Regions from separate parts of the Mus musculus genome. Here region 1 is linked to region 2. The links are chromatin loops, found by intact Hi-C in ENCODE. Cell type or tissue: gastrocnemius. All regions are shown on one strand.

Region 1 (8,000 bases), 69 kb before region 2:
CCTGCAAGATCCTTCCTGACTCACGCTGGAAACCACAACCGCCTAAACAAACCAGAAGGGACCCTGGACCTACTGATGGGAGGAAGGAAAATGGATAACCAAGAAAGACACTGGTTCTGCAACGTTGTAGTAATTGTTTATGAAGAACTGGCTGGAAAACAGATAGCAGAGATAGTATCTTATTTAATACATCAAATCAAGCACCATTGTTTCCATCTACAGATAAGGAAACAATAAATATTTTCCAGGTAGTATCTGGTTAAGTCAGAGATTGAGCTCAGACAGGACGGCTCACTGATGGGTGCTCGACCTCAAGGACTTTGGGTGATCTTAGGTGCTGGAGATCAGATAGGGTGTTGGACAGGAGACCAAGGTGCATCCTGGGTAAGATGGAGCAGAGAGCTGGTCTGGGCCCATCAGTGCTTCTAGAAGTAGCAGGTCTCAGATCACTGATAGTCCATTGATGGTGAATGGCCTGGAACACAGTATTCTGGGACATCCATTTTAAAACTGCATTATCTTAGTTAGAGTTTTATTGCTGTGAGGAGACACCAAGACCAAGGTAACTCTTATAAAGGAAGCATTTAATTGGAGTTGACTTACAGTTTCAGAGGTTCAGTTTATTATCATGATGGTAGGAAGCATGGCAGCATCCAGGCAGACATGGCACTTTAGGAGCCAAGACTTCTACATCTTGATCCACAGGCAACCAGGAAGAGACTGTCTCTTCTGAAGGCAGCAAAGAGGAGGGAGGTCTCTTCCTCACTGGGCAGAGCATCAAAGCCCACCTCGACAGTGACACACTTCCTCCAACAAGGCCACACCCACTCCAGCAAGACCACACCTCCTAAAAGTGTTACTTCCCATGAGCCAAGCATTCAAACCACCATATACATCTTCTCCAGGATGTTTGTATTGTCAGGGTTTAATCATCACCCAGATGATGCTGGCACATAACTGGCATTCAGTGCAGAGATGTTCAGGGGAATGAAGGAACACACACACACACACACACACACACACACACACACACACACACACCTCCATAGAGAAATACCACAAGTCTATAAAGCCTCTCTGTCTCTCGCTGTCTCTCTCTGTCTCTATGTCTCTCTCTCTGTCTATCTGTCTCTCTCTGTCTCTATGTCTCTCTCTGTCTCTCTCTGTCTCTATGTCTCTCGCTGTCTCTCTCTGTCTCTATGTCTCTCTCTGTCTCTCTCTGTCTCTATGTCTCTCGCTGTCTCTCTCTGTCTCTATCTCTCTCTGTCTCTCTCTGTCTCTATGTCTCTCTCTGTCTCTCTGTCTCTCTCTGTCTCTATGTCTCTCTCTGTCTCTGTCTCTATCTCTCTCTGTCTCTATCTCTCTGTCTCTGTCTCTCTGTCTCTGTCTCTCTGTCTTTCTCTGTGTGTGTGTGTGTGTGTGTGTGTGTGTGTGTGTGTGTGTGTGTATGTGTGTGTGATACTGGCATGGGGGAATATCTGGTTACTTTCACTTTTGCTGGGCTTCTGCTTGCAGGTCACTACAGTCTCAATACCTGGTGCCTGCTGTCCCTTGAGGTGTGAGGACAGCAGTGACTCAAACACTCCCTAAAACGAGAAGCCTGCGACAGATATGGCACTCAGAATGCCTGTGGCCTGGAAGCTCGCTTTATAAGCTAGCAGGATTTCCAGCTTGAAGTGAGCCTAACCCTGTCTCAGGGCCCTTGGTTTGTGAGGTCACTCTGGTCATCTCTAGTTGAGAGACTGGAGCTGGTCCACCCATGGCAAGCCAGAGTTTTCTAAATCTGTCTCTGGCCAATTGAGAGGCATTGTTATTCCAGGCCTCTGTGGTGAGGGTTGGCACTCCAAACTCTGGTTTGCGTATAAAGATGCTGGAGCCATGAGCTCTTTTCTAGCACGTGCCACCCTTAACCCCTCACTTCAGCAATTAGTATAAAGTGTACCCATTATCTTTACAGTGGCTTGGAGATTAAACCTTAATTTGGGATGTTATTTCTGTGGCTTTGCCTAATAACATTTCTACCTGTCCCAACACCAGGAGGCCAGAAAAGCCACAGGCTCCCTTAGAGCACCGAGGGCTCTGTTTTGTTATGTTCACCTCTGTTCCGATTCATCTGGTCAGAGGTGGTTTTCACAAGACTGTCTTAATGGTTTTCTAAGGGACAGCTATCTCTGGAATAGGTCAGATGTGATGTAAGAGAAAAGCTGAGCCACAGGAAAAATATTCAGACTTCACTCGAAAATGCAGCAGCGAAGAGTTCATAACTCTGCTCTTCCTGGGGCACCCAGTGTTAGCTGGGAACAGGGTAGGTCTGGGTTCAAGTCCCCGGCTCTGCCAGCATTCCATGTGCTCCTTGGACAGGTCTGGTATTCTCTTTGCACCTCAGTGTGCCCAGCTGTGGAATGGGCTGCAGAGAAGTTCTGTGTGGTTCAAGACCACCCACAGCTGACTTGGTGCACGATAGTGGTGATTTTCATCTATCACTGATGGCCACCTTCAGCCTGTATTTGGCCAATGAGAGCCCAGAGATTGCAGCATTTTGCTTTTAGACTTAGAAAGTGTGACAACAAGCCTTGGTGACTCGTTGGTGTCTAAGAGAATCTTTCAGACAACTCAACCATGGTCTGGGTTTCCTCCCAGACCTCTACTCATGAGGTATGTGGGAAGTTACAACAGCATTTGATGTGGGGGGGGGGGGGGGGGCAGTATTCAGAGGAACCAGGAGGGTGTAACATGAGTCAGAGGGGTGGGAAGAACAGTTTGTGTTTTTTATATTGTGTGCACAGCTCCCTTGGATCTACTGTGTAGGTAAGCCAGACACAAGTCTATCTGTCACTCAGCAGTCTGTCACTCAGCTGCTCACCTTCTCCACGACCAGCTGCCACGCAGGTTCTTCTCCCATGCGTACTCCTGAGTCTGCTGTGGCAGGGTCGCTGTGATCCAACACACTGCTTTCCCTGAGGAGTGGGGAAGACTGGGTAACTGAGGGACAGTGTGCGGGAATGGAGTGGGGCAGGGCAGACGGATGGGTTCAAACAGACAGCAGAAAGGGCCAGCGTCTGTTTAGCAAAATGGCCAGCACATGGGCTCACAATGCCAATGATAATCCCCAAGGCAGCTCCGACAGGTGGTGATGGTGGTACAAATCCAACACTTGCCTTGATTTTCTAATGGCTTAGAAACTTCCACTGTATGTATGTGTGTGTGTGTGCTTGCAATTGTTAATTCGTGTGTGTTGGTGCACATGTGCACATGTGTAAGAGTCAGTGCCTACACATGAGGAGGTCAGAGGACACCAGGTGTCACACCCTATCATTTACCACTCTTTGTATACCCCTGACAGCACTGGTCTCACAGGCTCATAGGTGGCCCTGCTTGGGGGTCACCTACATGGCTGCTGGGGATGTGACCTTGTGTTTGCACAGCAGATATGCTTATAAGCTAAATCACACTCCCTGGCCCAGATAGGTAATAGTGATTGTCACCTTGGTCACCAAGGAAAATAACCTCTGAGCAATGCATGGAGGAGTTTTTAGATGATGTGATTGGTTGAGGTGGGCGGCTCTAACCCTGAGTGCTGTCTGCACCATTCCCCAGGTTGCACCTGGACTGAATAAAAGGAGCTGTCTGTCTGAGCACCTGGCGACCCACCATGTCCATGCATCCCTCTCACCTCCTGACTAGTTGTGATCAGCCTCTTTAACTCCTATCTCCATGGCTTCCCTGCTGTGATGGACTGTACGCTGGAACCGTGAGCCCGATGGCCCTTCCTTCCTAACGTTGGTTTTGTCACAGCAACAATTAAACCAATACAATCCCTGACACAGTAATGTTTCTCTCAGAAGAAAAGCCTCTGTGAGGCCTAAGTACACTCAGGCCTCTGCTCTCCCTGTGTCGGGCTCCGGACACAGACACTCCAGGGTGGTATGTGGGAAGCCCTGGCTTGTTCACCTTTACAGCTTGGGAAGGAGCAACAATTCCTGCTCAGAATTCTCCTTCTCTTCCATAGCCTAGCCCTCAATTCCCCAAGAGCCCAAGAGAAATTCCACCTGCTAACTAACATGCTCATATAGTCTCAGCAGGAGAGAAGAAAGCTGCATGTCCCCTCTGGTCATTCCTGTAATTAAAGCTGGGAACATTTGTTAGTTCCTGTGCAGGTGGGGAGATGGCAAGGAAATAAGAGGGCAGTGAGTTAGTCACCTGCAGCCTGAGCCAGGGTGCTCCTAATGTCTACAGCCTTTTCTCTGTCAAGGGCAGGGGTGACATGGAGACTGGGGCTAGTTCCACTCACAGAATAAACTGTGGCTGCTCACAAGTGTGCAGAAGTTAACGGATGCTGTGTGGCTTGCCCTACTAAGAGAATATGCTGTGTATCTTCTTACATGTTAGATCTCTTCTTGATTAAAGTAGCCTTTAGCTACTTAGTCAGACCAGTTGCTTTGCTCCATCAACCCTCAGAAAGCAGGCTTGTGAGACAATGGAGACCAGCCCTGCTGTCACACTGGGATTACCCAATGAAGGAGGGCATGGGTGACCCATCAGGTCCATGCTCATAGGCTGCTCATCTGTATCCTGAAACACTGAAAGGAAGCGGTCAAACAGAGCGTCTCAGCATGGCCAATGTGACTGCCCCGCACACGCATCCACCCAAGAAACCCAGAATCATCCACTTAGAGCTTTCTGAATATCTACTAGAATAGTTGTGGCAATAGCTTTAGCTACTCCAGCCTCCGGCAACCTGTGCTGTGACACGCATCCAGAGTCACATGACCGCTCCCAGGGGTGGGGGGGATGTCTACTTGTCAGCCTGGCCGCAAGAACAGACTGTCTTCTCTGTAACAGGTCCAGAAGCCTAGCTGTGCATTGGTGAGCGCAGTCTAAGTCATGTGATCACTCTTGCCCTATTGCTGTGCCTAAACATTAGTTCTGTTTGGCTTTGCCTAGGTTAAGTGTCTATTTGCAGAAAGTTAGAAGTCAGATTCTCACAATCATATGAATTCTCTGAAAGACATTTTATTTAAAATGAAATGGGGGAGGAGCAAAAGTCAGAAGGTGGTGACTACACAACCCAAGCCATACAAGTTCCAGAGCTGGACAGCCCAACTGTTTTCTAGCCATCTGGACTTGGATAAAGCCACCACACTTCCGAGTTTCTGTATTAGAGACTGGAGTCTTTGCTTTCTCCCCACAGGCTTATATCCTGTTAGATATACCTCTTGATGCTGCTGCATACTGCAGTCCCAGCCACCCAGACCAGGCCGTTGGCAATGGCCATTGGCTTCTGCTAGTCCTCATTTGTGTCTGCCAGCCTTAGCCTTACTGTTACCTCCTTGGTTGAGTCATAGCATCTCTTCCTGGAGGAAGTAGACTCTTAACTGTCATTCTTTCCTGTTAGCCTTGCCCTTCTCAAAACCAAGTAGGTCTTTCCATAGCTAACACAGGACCAAATGACTCACCTGCTTAAATCATGCGTGACTGCCCAGTACCTTCAGGATACGTTTTATCTTTATTTGCTGTGGACGGGTGTGATGTGTGTAGGTGTATCAATTCAAGTGTGTGGGCACACACATCTGTGCGTGCGTATCGTGTGGAGGCCAGAGGTTGGTGTTTAGTGACTTTCTTGATTACCTGCCACATTATGTATTGGGGCAGTGTCTCTCTGTTGAACTCAGAGCTTGTCAGGTCCCTCACTTAAACCTAGAGATGGCTGATTCAGCTTAGCTAGCTAGCCAGCTTGCCTCAGGAATCCTCGGCCTCCTCTCCGGGGTAATGAGATTGCAGGAAGGCCACCACACCCACCCAACATTTACACGGGCGCTGGAGATCTGAACTCCATCCTTATACTACTTAGGTGGCAATCGCTTTACCTGCTGAGTCGTCTTCCATATCACCAAGACTTTAAACTTGGCCTACTGTGGGGAAATACTTGCCTAGCACATAGGATGTGCTGGTACCATACAAACAAGCACAGCAAGCAAAGGAAGTAACCTTCCTGGGGCTGCAAAGCTCTCCCTTTTGTGCACAGGCCCTCGTCTGGCTCGGGAATCATTTCTCTGGCTTTCGTAGCTCACCTGTACCACTCTGACTGTGATGTTTGCATGCATTCATGACTCTCTCCCCAGGCTGGAGTTCTGTAACAGAAAGGATTTTGTAGTTTAACATTCAACCGCCCATTCCAAGCCCTTACAGTTTGCTCCCTTGGTGGATTCGGAAAGCTCTGAATGCTCCCATGACACTTTCTTGTAACTGGAATGCAGGTTTGTGCTACAGTTCCATCAGCTGTGTGAGGCTTCAAATGGACGCCAGCAATGAAGATGGCATCTTTTGGGAACCTCGGTAGGTGCATGCTTCTTCAACCTGTGTCAATGAGGCTTCCAAGCCAATGTCTCAGAGCCCTTGATCTACTTCCTTAGTCCATCCAGCGCTTAGTTACATTGTTGCTGCCTTTATATAGATGCCAGCACTGCCTGCCCCAAGATGCTATTATAATGAATGAATGAATAAATAAAAATAATAAAAGCTATCCGGCTTAAACTAAAGGGACACAGTTGTCTGCAGACAGTATCTTGGTGACTATAGATCATGTCGAATACATTCGTAATTTCAGTGTCCAGGACAGTGATAACCCAGAATTGCTTCCACGTGCTTGCTGAGTAAATGGACACATACCCTTCTCTTTCTGCTCTTGGGGTATTCACTATATGCCAAGAGAGTCACCAAGGATAATAAATGGCTCAAAGCAACCGCAGCAACAATTGTCTGCCATGTAAGTGCCAAGGTCAGAGCACCAAGATGTCCTTAGAGTGAGAACTTTTGTGACAGTCTTTGATTGTAGATACCATGGAACTGGAGTACAGCTTGATGGTAGAGCACTTCTCATGCGTATAGGGCCCTGAGTTCAATCCCTAGCCCTGCAGGAAGAGCAAAAGAAAAAAAGAAAATGGTTTACATAAATCACAAACACATCAGCCAGCCACATTTGGAGAACATATGTTTATCTCACAAGATATTCCAGGTAGGTTGAACCATGAAGATGAGACCCAGGTGTGGTGGTGCACACCTGTAAGCCAGCACTGGGGAGGCAGAGGCAGGCAGATCTTGTGAGTTCAAGGCCAGCCTGGCCTATATAGCAAATTCCAGAACATCTAGGGCTATACAGGCCAGCCTGAGACCTTATCTCAAAAACAACGAACAATAACCCCAGAAAGTTGAAAGCAGAAGTCAGCGTTTACAAAGCATCAGATATGGAGAAACTGAACATTCTGCAGCACTGCCTGGATATCTGATGTCAAACCACCTCCCTCACTCACTTTATCATCTTTACTTCTCATGCTATTATTCCTACATTACTGGTCAAGTAAGTTTTCAAGGTTGTAGGTAGCAGAATTCATCCAAATTGAACTCTCACTGAGCAACAAGCAAAGCAGACTATATCTTCATATTTATTTAAAAAATGGGTGTTGGACATTAATAGGATGAGATTACAGCCAAAGAATTGGGTAAAGGGATGCTAACTGGAAAAGTGTCTTAAGAACCCGGAAGAAGGGCTGCAGATGTAGCTTAGGGACAATGTTTGCCTAGAGACTCCAGATTTGAGCCCCAGCACAGCAGCTCAAACAACCAATCATCCAACCAGTCAACCAGCAATAAATCTAGCTGTTGAATGCCTCCAGTAGTGGGAATAGGGTGCGCTGACTAGTACTGGGAACTGTTTCACAAGCACCAGCACCAAACTTGACACCAAGCACCTGTTGAGGGTTAAGGGTGTAGCCAAGGCAGGCATTTGGGCAACTGGAGAGATGCTGGTACCATTAGCAAAAAATAGCAAAGCAGATGAAGAAGCTGGGGGAGGGTTAATGGTATGGGGTTTCGATGCCGCTAAGATTTCATCCCTTCAGAACAATAGCTAGAAGTCACCAAGCTATGCATGTGCCAAAAGCTGAGGTCTCCGTGACCCTGGAGCCCCACAGGCCTGGTGCCCCTGGAGTCTTGGCAACTGT
Region 2 (8,000 bases):
TTCTGAGGGGTGGTCTTTGGCCCAATTGGATTAACATTTTTTTTTCAAAAAGGTTTTGAGCAGCTTTGAACGTTGGTGCTCCTCCCAGGCCAGAGAAATGGCTTCCCCTAATGGCCTCTACAGAGCCCTGATCAAGACTCCTGTAACACTGGTGGGCCCTGAGGGAGTTAGCCCAGGGTGAGAGTTGGCATGGTGCTTGCTACATGGTAGAAATGCAGTCCATTGTGAAGGCTGAAATACCTAAGGCTACAATGCCACAGGGTGTCTAGAGGAGGCTCTCACAGAACCTGGGGTTACAGATGGCTACCTCTTCTCTGTGTCCTCACACAAGAAAAGGGGAAGGAAGGAGGAGGAGGGCTGGGGCGGGGGGGGGTACTGTGTACCTGTGCACCCCCAGCCCCCCCCCCTCCCCGAGACAGAGTTTCTCTGTGTAGCCCTGGCTGTCCTGGAACTCACTCTGTAGACCAGGCTGGACTCAAACTCAGAAATTCGTCTGCCTCTGCCTCCCAAGCGGTCTCTTTTTATAAGTGCTCTACTCCCATCACAGTGGTTCCTCCCTCAAGATTCTCCCCCCTCCCCCCTCCCCCCTCCCCCTCCCCCCAGCCCACTTGAAATACCAGAGATCACATGGGGATTGAGGCTCTGCCTTGAGCCCTTTTGCACTGCTGTAATAGCAATACCGCTGACTCAGTGATGTATTAAGAACAGGCATTTCTTTCTTACAGTGCTGGAGCAGTTGTTCCCAACCTGTGGGTTGTGACCCCTTAGTGGTGGTGGTGGGGTCAAATGGCCCTTTCACAGGGGTCGCATAGCATATATCCTGCATCTCAGATTATGAGTCATAACAGTAGCAAAGTTACAGTTACGAATTAGCAACAAAATGATTTTATGTGGTTCACTCACCACAGCACAAAAAACCTTATTAAAGGGCTGAAGCACTAGGAAAACATTGCTCTAGAGGATGGGAAGTCCAAGGTTGAGAACTGCACGCAGTCAGCCCGCACCACCCTAAGGCAGCCACTGCACCATCCTATGGCAGAAGGTAAAAGAGCTCAAATTCACAGCCTCAACACTTTTTACCATGGGCATTAACCCATTAATGACGGCTGAGTTCTGGGCCCCACTCAACAGCAAGTCTTTAATGCTGTTGCCTTGAAGATTGCTTCATACACACTTTTGGGGTGCATACTTAAACCAACCAAGCTTCAATGCATGAATCTGGGGGACTGAACATGTAATCCACCCCAGGCAAAAGGGTTAAGGGTGTAGGTGTGTCGAACCTGCGGCCAAGAAGGGCTGTGAATATGGCTCGACACAAAACTGTTTCCACTGTAAACATTAAGCCATTTCTGGGAGGTTTTTGGTGTTTTATTGTTTTTTGGTTTTTGTTTTTCTAGAGTATGAACGTTGTGACACCTTCAATGTAACACAGTGTCCAAAGGTGGGACATGCCTGGCCAAGTCTTAAAGGTGGTTACAATAAACTAGAGAGACAAGAAGATACCTTGCCGTCCTTACACCTCACAGTTTGATGTTCTCACCGCAGACATTCAGCCCCAATCACGAGAATGATGCTCTAGCCAAGCAAGGGGTTCTCCTGTCCTGACTCTGAGACCCTGTAATACAGTGCCTCCCCAACCATAAAATCATTTTTGTTGCTACTTCATAACTGTAATTTTTACTGTTATGACTCATAATGTAAATAGACATCTGTGTTTTCCAAGGTCTTAGGTGACCCCCGTGAAAGGACCCCCAAGGGGGTCGAAATCCATAGGTTGAGAACCAGTACACTAGAGGGAGGTGGTGCAGAAGAGAACTTGTAGTTTGACCTTGAAGATGAGTGGAGACAGGAGACCAGAGAGGAGCTGAGAGGAACAGTTAGTATGTGGACTGTGGTCCAGAGTGGGGGCAGTCTGTGGGGGCTGACGTCAATGATGGAGTCTGCAAACCACCACTCCCCTGCGTCCTGGAAGCATTTGTAAGCCCTGGGCTTGAGAGACATATTCACAGTCTCTGAATCCCAAAATGCCTTCCCTGAAGGCTGACTTTGTGTCAATCTTGGATTGGATGCTTGCTTGAACCCAAAGCTTTGCAAAGCCCCTCTAAACAATCTCATGTTGACACCAATTTTCAGGGGCTAGAAGGGAGCTTCGTACATAGAAGCAGGGTGCTGACGAAAGTTGAAAATCCCAGCCTTGCTGTCTGATGGGTCAAGTGAGAGGTGAACTCCCTCACCTCTCACTTGCTATGTAACCCACATGCTTACCTGATATCAACCACACAATGCAGTGGTTAGGTACCAAGGCCTGAGAATGCAGGCTTCTCAGATGCTTCTCGGAGTCTCCGTGCTCCTGCTTCCTTCCCGGAGAGATGAAGATGAAGACACTAATTCCTATCTCAGGAAGTGATAGTATGAATTAGCTGACTTAACTCCAGGACCCTGTTTGTGCTGATTCATGGTGCACACAGTTACTAACTACACAGAGACACACACGCTAGTCATACTTGACCACACTCGTGGCTATTGCCTGATGGCCATGTCATGAGGCAAGAGGACGCCCAGGGCAGGGCTGGCAGGCAATAGGGCTCAACTGCAAATGGGGCATCTGTAGCAGCTCCTGAGCTGTGCTTTCCTCTGTAAAGTGGTGGCTACACGGCAAACCTTGTAAATCTCTTCAGGCAGCATGTGACATGTCGTCAACGCACTTCAGTAAGGGAAAACTGGATGCCACAAGTTAGCCCAAGGTCATGTGACTACAAAGTGGCATTGCTGAGATTTAAATCAAAGCCATCTGCCCCCAGATATATCTGTGTCCACACTTCAAATTGCTCAAAATGTAACTTGTCTTTATTCAGAGTGTTTCTCCACTATGGGCTCTTAACGGGGATTAGATGACATTTGCCAAGCGAAGGGTTAAATTTGCCTTAAGCCTAATTTTCAGTGAATTTTTTTCTCTGTCCTCCTTTGATAGACTAGCAGACCTTTCAACTGGAGATTATGTAAACAACAACAACAACAACAAAACTCGGCTTGAGCTGACATCTAGAAGTAACAGAGGTCAGGACTTCATGTGTCTTAGTGTCTAGTAGGCTCAATGTTCAATAACCACACACCGTAGCAAACCAGAAAAACAACAAAAGGCACCAAAGTGCCAGTGGCTGCTGCTGGTTGCAGGTGGTGTTCATTACCACAGAAGAACCCAGAAGTGGGTGGGGAACTTGAGGCAGCCTGTAGAGTTGAGGCAGGAATCCCTCGAGGTCAAGCCCTGCCTCTCAAAACTAAAAGTTCAGAGTAGGGTTTACTCTTTCATGGAATTACTGTAGAGCAGCACACTGGGTTGTGCGCATAAGCACACATCTGGGGGGCTGCTGACCGATTCTACCCTAACTGCTGACCCTAGTTATGTTTCTCTAGGCAACCTCCATGGCCCATCTTCTAAACACGGGTCATGTTCAAAGTGCACTGCACGAGCTGCCAGTGTGAAAAGAGCTGGGATATTTGTTAAAATGCAGGTGTCCCCACTTTTACTTAACAGGGTAGTGGGCTCTACATTTCTTTCACATCCTCCACGTGGCACTAGGCCAGCCACTGGGGCTGTACCAATCTCTCAGGCAAGGAGGCACCTTCCTGGGCCCCCGCTGCTCCGGGTCTGTCTGAGCTTTGCCTCCAGCCCCTCTAAGGGGTTGCGGTGGCTACTGGGCTTTCTAACCCATGCTAGCCGGGGGTAACTGGACCTCTCCCTCCCCTGGGGCGCTTCACAGAAGCCACCCCTAAGCCCTGTCCCTAACCCGTCCATTTCCACAACCAGGCCCGGCTGGGCCAAGGGCTGCATCCATGCGGGTGGGGCCATCTGGCCACACACCCGGCAGTGACTCAGCTCTGGCGGGCGGCGCACTGCTCCATGCCGTGCGGGGACAAAGCCGTGCCATCACGCCGCACCTGCAGGCCGCCCAGCACCCCCACCCTCTCCTCGTGGGTAGGGGTGGAGGGGAGGGAGGCCCAGACTGTTGCCAGGCAGGCTGGGCCCGCGGCGGCTGCGGTTGGCTCCCGGTCGCTCGCCGCCCCCGCACCGCCTCCGCGCACTGAGTCACCCCGCCCCACCGGCCGCCGCCCCGTGGCTCCCACACCTCTGAGCCTGCGCATACTGCTGCATTTTCCCCTACCCCACCCCCGTCCCTGTCCTCGCCCCATCCGCCGCTCCCGTGCGTGCGCGCGTGCGCGCGCGAACTAGGCGCCAGGCACTGGGAAAGGACGTCCGCGCTACTTTGTTGCCATCGCAACGTCAGGTACGCCCAGGAGTCCCCTCGAAACGGTCTTGCACTGTCGCTAGCCTGTCACCATGGCATCCTCTGTGATGCTGTTTGCACGCTCCTATCTAGGTTTTGGCTCTGCCGCAGTGACATCACTGTTCAGCACTGCCACCACCACCTTGCTTTTGCTCAATAGACCTCAAAGGTTGAACCCCGCGACATTCTCCTGGCGGCGGCAGCACAATAAAATAAAATAAAATAAAATAAATAAATAAACAAACAAACAAATAAATAAATACCAGATACCAGTCTGCACCCAGTCCCACCGACCCAGCCCACTCAGCGGTGTGTGACCCTGGCCTTGAGTAAAGTTCCCTAGGTGGTGAGTGTTGCTTGGGCCAGAGTGTGAAATAACCAAAGGTGCACGCCCTTGGGGTGTGTTTAAATGCAAGCCTTGGTTCAGAGGCCTGAGGAGGGGTCTGCAGAACTGCATAGCTAATCCTGATATAGATACGGGGAAAGGGAATAGAGCTAGGAGAGGGGGACTGGGTGTGGGGGGGGGGGGCGTGGAGCATCATGCTTCAGTCTTGTTTTATCCTCCAAAACAAAATGGTTTCTCACCATGCAGCTCAATGGTACAGTGCTTGCAAACATGGCCAAAGGCCTGACTGACCACCTGAATCTTCACTTTTGGTGATCGTGTGACACTGGGCAATGGGATTTATTCTCTAAACGCCTGGGTTGCTCCGTCTGTAAAATGGAGTTGCTCCCTGGGCTATCTCAGGACTGTGTTGAGGAAGCATAAGACAATGCAGTAAGCCTCAGCTCCGTGGCTGACTTCCCTGGGGGGTGTCCTTGTTACTCGTCAAAATCATTGCCAGCTTGAGGCCCTGTCTGTGCGGTTTAACTTGGACTTCTCAGACCTGAATACCTGGTTTACGCGCTCACATGGCCTGAGGAAGAGCTACCCAACCAGGTATGTTCATGATGGATTCCTCCTTTGTCGGACTCTCCTAAGACCCCACCCAGAGACTACATTAGAAACGAGAGGCAGTGGGTTAAAGCTTATCACCTTCCTCAGGACTGTAGGGAGGCCACTTGCCCTCCCTGAGGCTCCCTGAACAACCCCTGCCACACAATCTCTGATGGATGGCTCAGTACACAAGATTTTTTTAAAGGTAAGCTTGTTAATAGAATCCATAGATATCACTCAAGGGACCCAATGCTGACATCTGGGGCTCCTGTCCCAGGCCTACCTCCACCCCAGCCAGGTTTCCAGAGCACATTTGGATCCTGCAGTCCTATGGTGGTACTTGCTCCACACGCCCTTCCATACCCTGCCTTGACAGTAGGCTTTGGTAGCAAAGACTGTGTACTCCTTCACCTTGAATTCTCATCACCAAGCAAAATGACTGACAGGCAGTTTAAGTGATGTGCATTCTGTCATTGTATCAGTTCGAGACCAGCAGGAGGCTGCAGAGTGGATACTTCTCTAGGCCTCGGTTTTCTCATGGTTTGGATTAAATGTGACCTCTTAGGATGCCCCTGGCCCTAGCAGTCCTTAAGCTGCAGTTACACTTCTTCTGGTCATGGTCTACTGTGTTTTTCCATCCCAGGTATGCTGGATAGCTTTATGTCAACTTTATTTTTTATTTTTTTATATTTTTGGTTTTTCGAGACAGGGTTTCTCTGTGTAGCCTTGGCTGTCCTGGAACTCACTCTATAGACCAGGCTTGCCTTGAACTCAGAAATCTGCCTGCCTCTGCCTCCCAAGTGCTGGGATAAAAGGCTTGCGCCACCACGCCCGGCCTTTTATGTCAATTTAAAACAAGCTAGACTCATCTGAAAGGAGGAAACCTTTATTGAAAAATGTCTCAGCCGGGTGTGGTGGCGCACTCCTTTAATCCCAGCACTTGGGAGGCAGAGGCAGGTGAATTTCTGAGTTTGAGGCCAGCCTGGTCTAGAGTAAGTTCCAGGATAGTCAAGGTTACACAGAGAAACCCTGTCTCAAAAAACAAACAAAACAAAACAAAAGAAAAAGAAAAAAGAAAGAAAGAAAAATGTCTCCATGAGATTTGTCTGTAGGACATTTTCTTAATTAGTGATTGATAGGGGTGGGGCATTCCCTGGGCTAAAGACACCAGACTGAGCAAGCCACATGAAGTATGCCAGTGAGCACCCTTCCATGGCCTCTGCATCAGCTCCAGCCTCCAGGTTCCTACCCTGTTTGACTTCCTGCCTTGACTTCTTTCCATGGTGAAAGTGATTTGTAAGCATATGCCAAATAAACCCTATCGTCCTAGTCTTAGTTTGGGTTTCATCACTGTGAAGAAACACTAGGACCTCAGCAACTCTTGCAAAGGACATTTAATTGGGGCTGGCTTACAGTTCAGAAGTTTAGTCCATTATCATCATGGCAGGAAGCATGGCAGCATGCAGGCATACATGGTGCTGGAGAAGGAGCTGAGAGTTCTACATCTTGATCCACAGGCAGCAGAAGGACACTGCGTACCACACTGGATGTAGCTTAAGTACAAGAGACCTCAAAGCCTGCCCCTCCAGTGACACCTTCCTCCAACAAGGTCACACCTACTCCAACAAGCCACACCTCCTAATAGTGCCACTCCCTATGGCCAAGCATTCAAACAGCTGAGTCTATGGGGCCCATTTCTTTCAAACCACACTCCCCAAGTTGCTTTTGGTCTTGGTGTCTCATCACAGCAATAGACACCTTAAGTAGGACACCAGCACACCTTCCTGTGTTTAACCTTGAGTGTGTTGTATAAGATGACTGAACATGCCCTGCTAGTTAAAAAGGCCCCAACTCCTTACAGTTCTCGATGGGTTTTTCTGATGAGGGACTGACTGGCTCTGTCGTTGTTAGAGGCACACAGAGCTGGTTGTGCTTGGCAGATGAGGTCAGTTTTGCCTTCCTCGCTTGGCAATCACTGCGATGTCTGTCACATTGCCTCCAAGTGCTCTAAGGGACAGGCACCCCCTGCCCCTTCCTCTTACCCACAGTCTGTCTTGGCAGACGGTATGTGTAGATTGCTTGTGTTAAGGGAGGGTGTCTCACCTGTACTAGACTCAATTGATCAGGGAACCACTAGACTGTCACCATCTGAAGGAACAGACAAGTGGTGCCAGTCCATGTCCCACAAATAACTTCTCCTGTTACTAGTAGGGATGAGAGAATGAGGGAAATGTGATCTCTAGGGGAATCTTTTCCCTTTCAGCCCAAGTGGCCATGGTGGGATTTTCTGTAACTTTAGCCCAACACTTGGCTATCTGCCACTACCAAGACACCACACGAGGTAGATTGGCAAAGATATTTACATACAAGGGGCTGTTGAGTCTTTCAAAGGAAATTTGTTCCACGTCCCTTGAATTCAGGCAGGCCCTTCGACTGGATGGGTCTCAGTGAGACAGAAAGATGCAGTTTCTGTTTTTGATCTTGGCAGAGGCAATGAGCAGTGCCAAGCACTGAGCTAATGAGCTCTGAGATCTGGCCAGTCTGGCCATCTCACTTGGAGCCATCCTGACCCTCACTGTCTGGCTGAACACTGCCCAAAGCCCTGGCTCACAGAGCTGAGAGCAGCAATGGCTTCTGGTTTAAGCCATGGCATCTTCAGGCGGTTTTCTAGGCAGAATGTGATGTTGATTCTTTCTTCCCTCTCCAAGTTTAGAACAACATCTCCTAAGATTGCTCAAGGTTCTTTATACAAGGGACTCTCTCAACATCTCACCCCC

The links. A loop is a pair of places that touch in the nucleus more often than their neighbours do. Peaks named below come from ENCODE experiments on the same cell type or tissue, not always from the same donor. Only the 100,000 strongest peaks of a DNase experiment are listed, where the experiment ranks them.
Region 1: it touches region 2 in a loop (2.5-fold over the local background); 6 of 42 quality-filtered maps call a loop at or near these places.

What each region holds. Positions count from the first base shown.
Region 1 is chr15:36,865,507-36,873,506 of GRCm38, forward strand. Gm41299 (a long non-coding RNA gene) reads left to right here and starts at 2,216. Exons shown (of 2, transcript XR_875154.1): 1 at 2,216-2,655; 2 at 3,598-3,822. It overlaps Gm10384 (a long non-coding RNA gene), which reads right to left. Exons shown (of 2, transcript XR_875155.3): 2 at 4,994-6,911. In gastrocnemius, no CTCF peak of the experiment used is centred here; a DNase peak (open chromatin) is centred at 4,780; H3K4me3 peaks cover 239 bases; H3K27ac peaks cover 544 bases.
Region 2 is chr15:36,934,733-36,942,732 of GRCm38, forward strand. It overlaps Gm34590 (a long non-coding RNA gene), which reads left to right and starts at 3,263. Exons shown (of 8, transcript XR_875167.3): 1 at 3,263-4,286; 2 at 4,879-5,428; 3 at 7,932-8,000. In gastrocnemius, no CTCF peak of the experiment used is centred here; DNase peaks (open chromatin) are centred at 3,258, 3,638, 4,071, 5,041 and 2 more places; H3K4me3 peaks cover 1,477 bases; H3K27ac peaks cover 3,470 bases.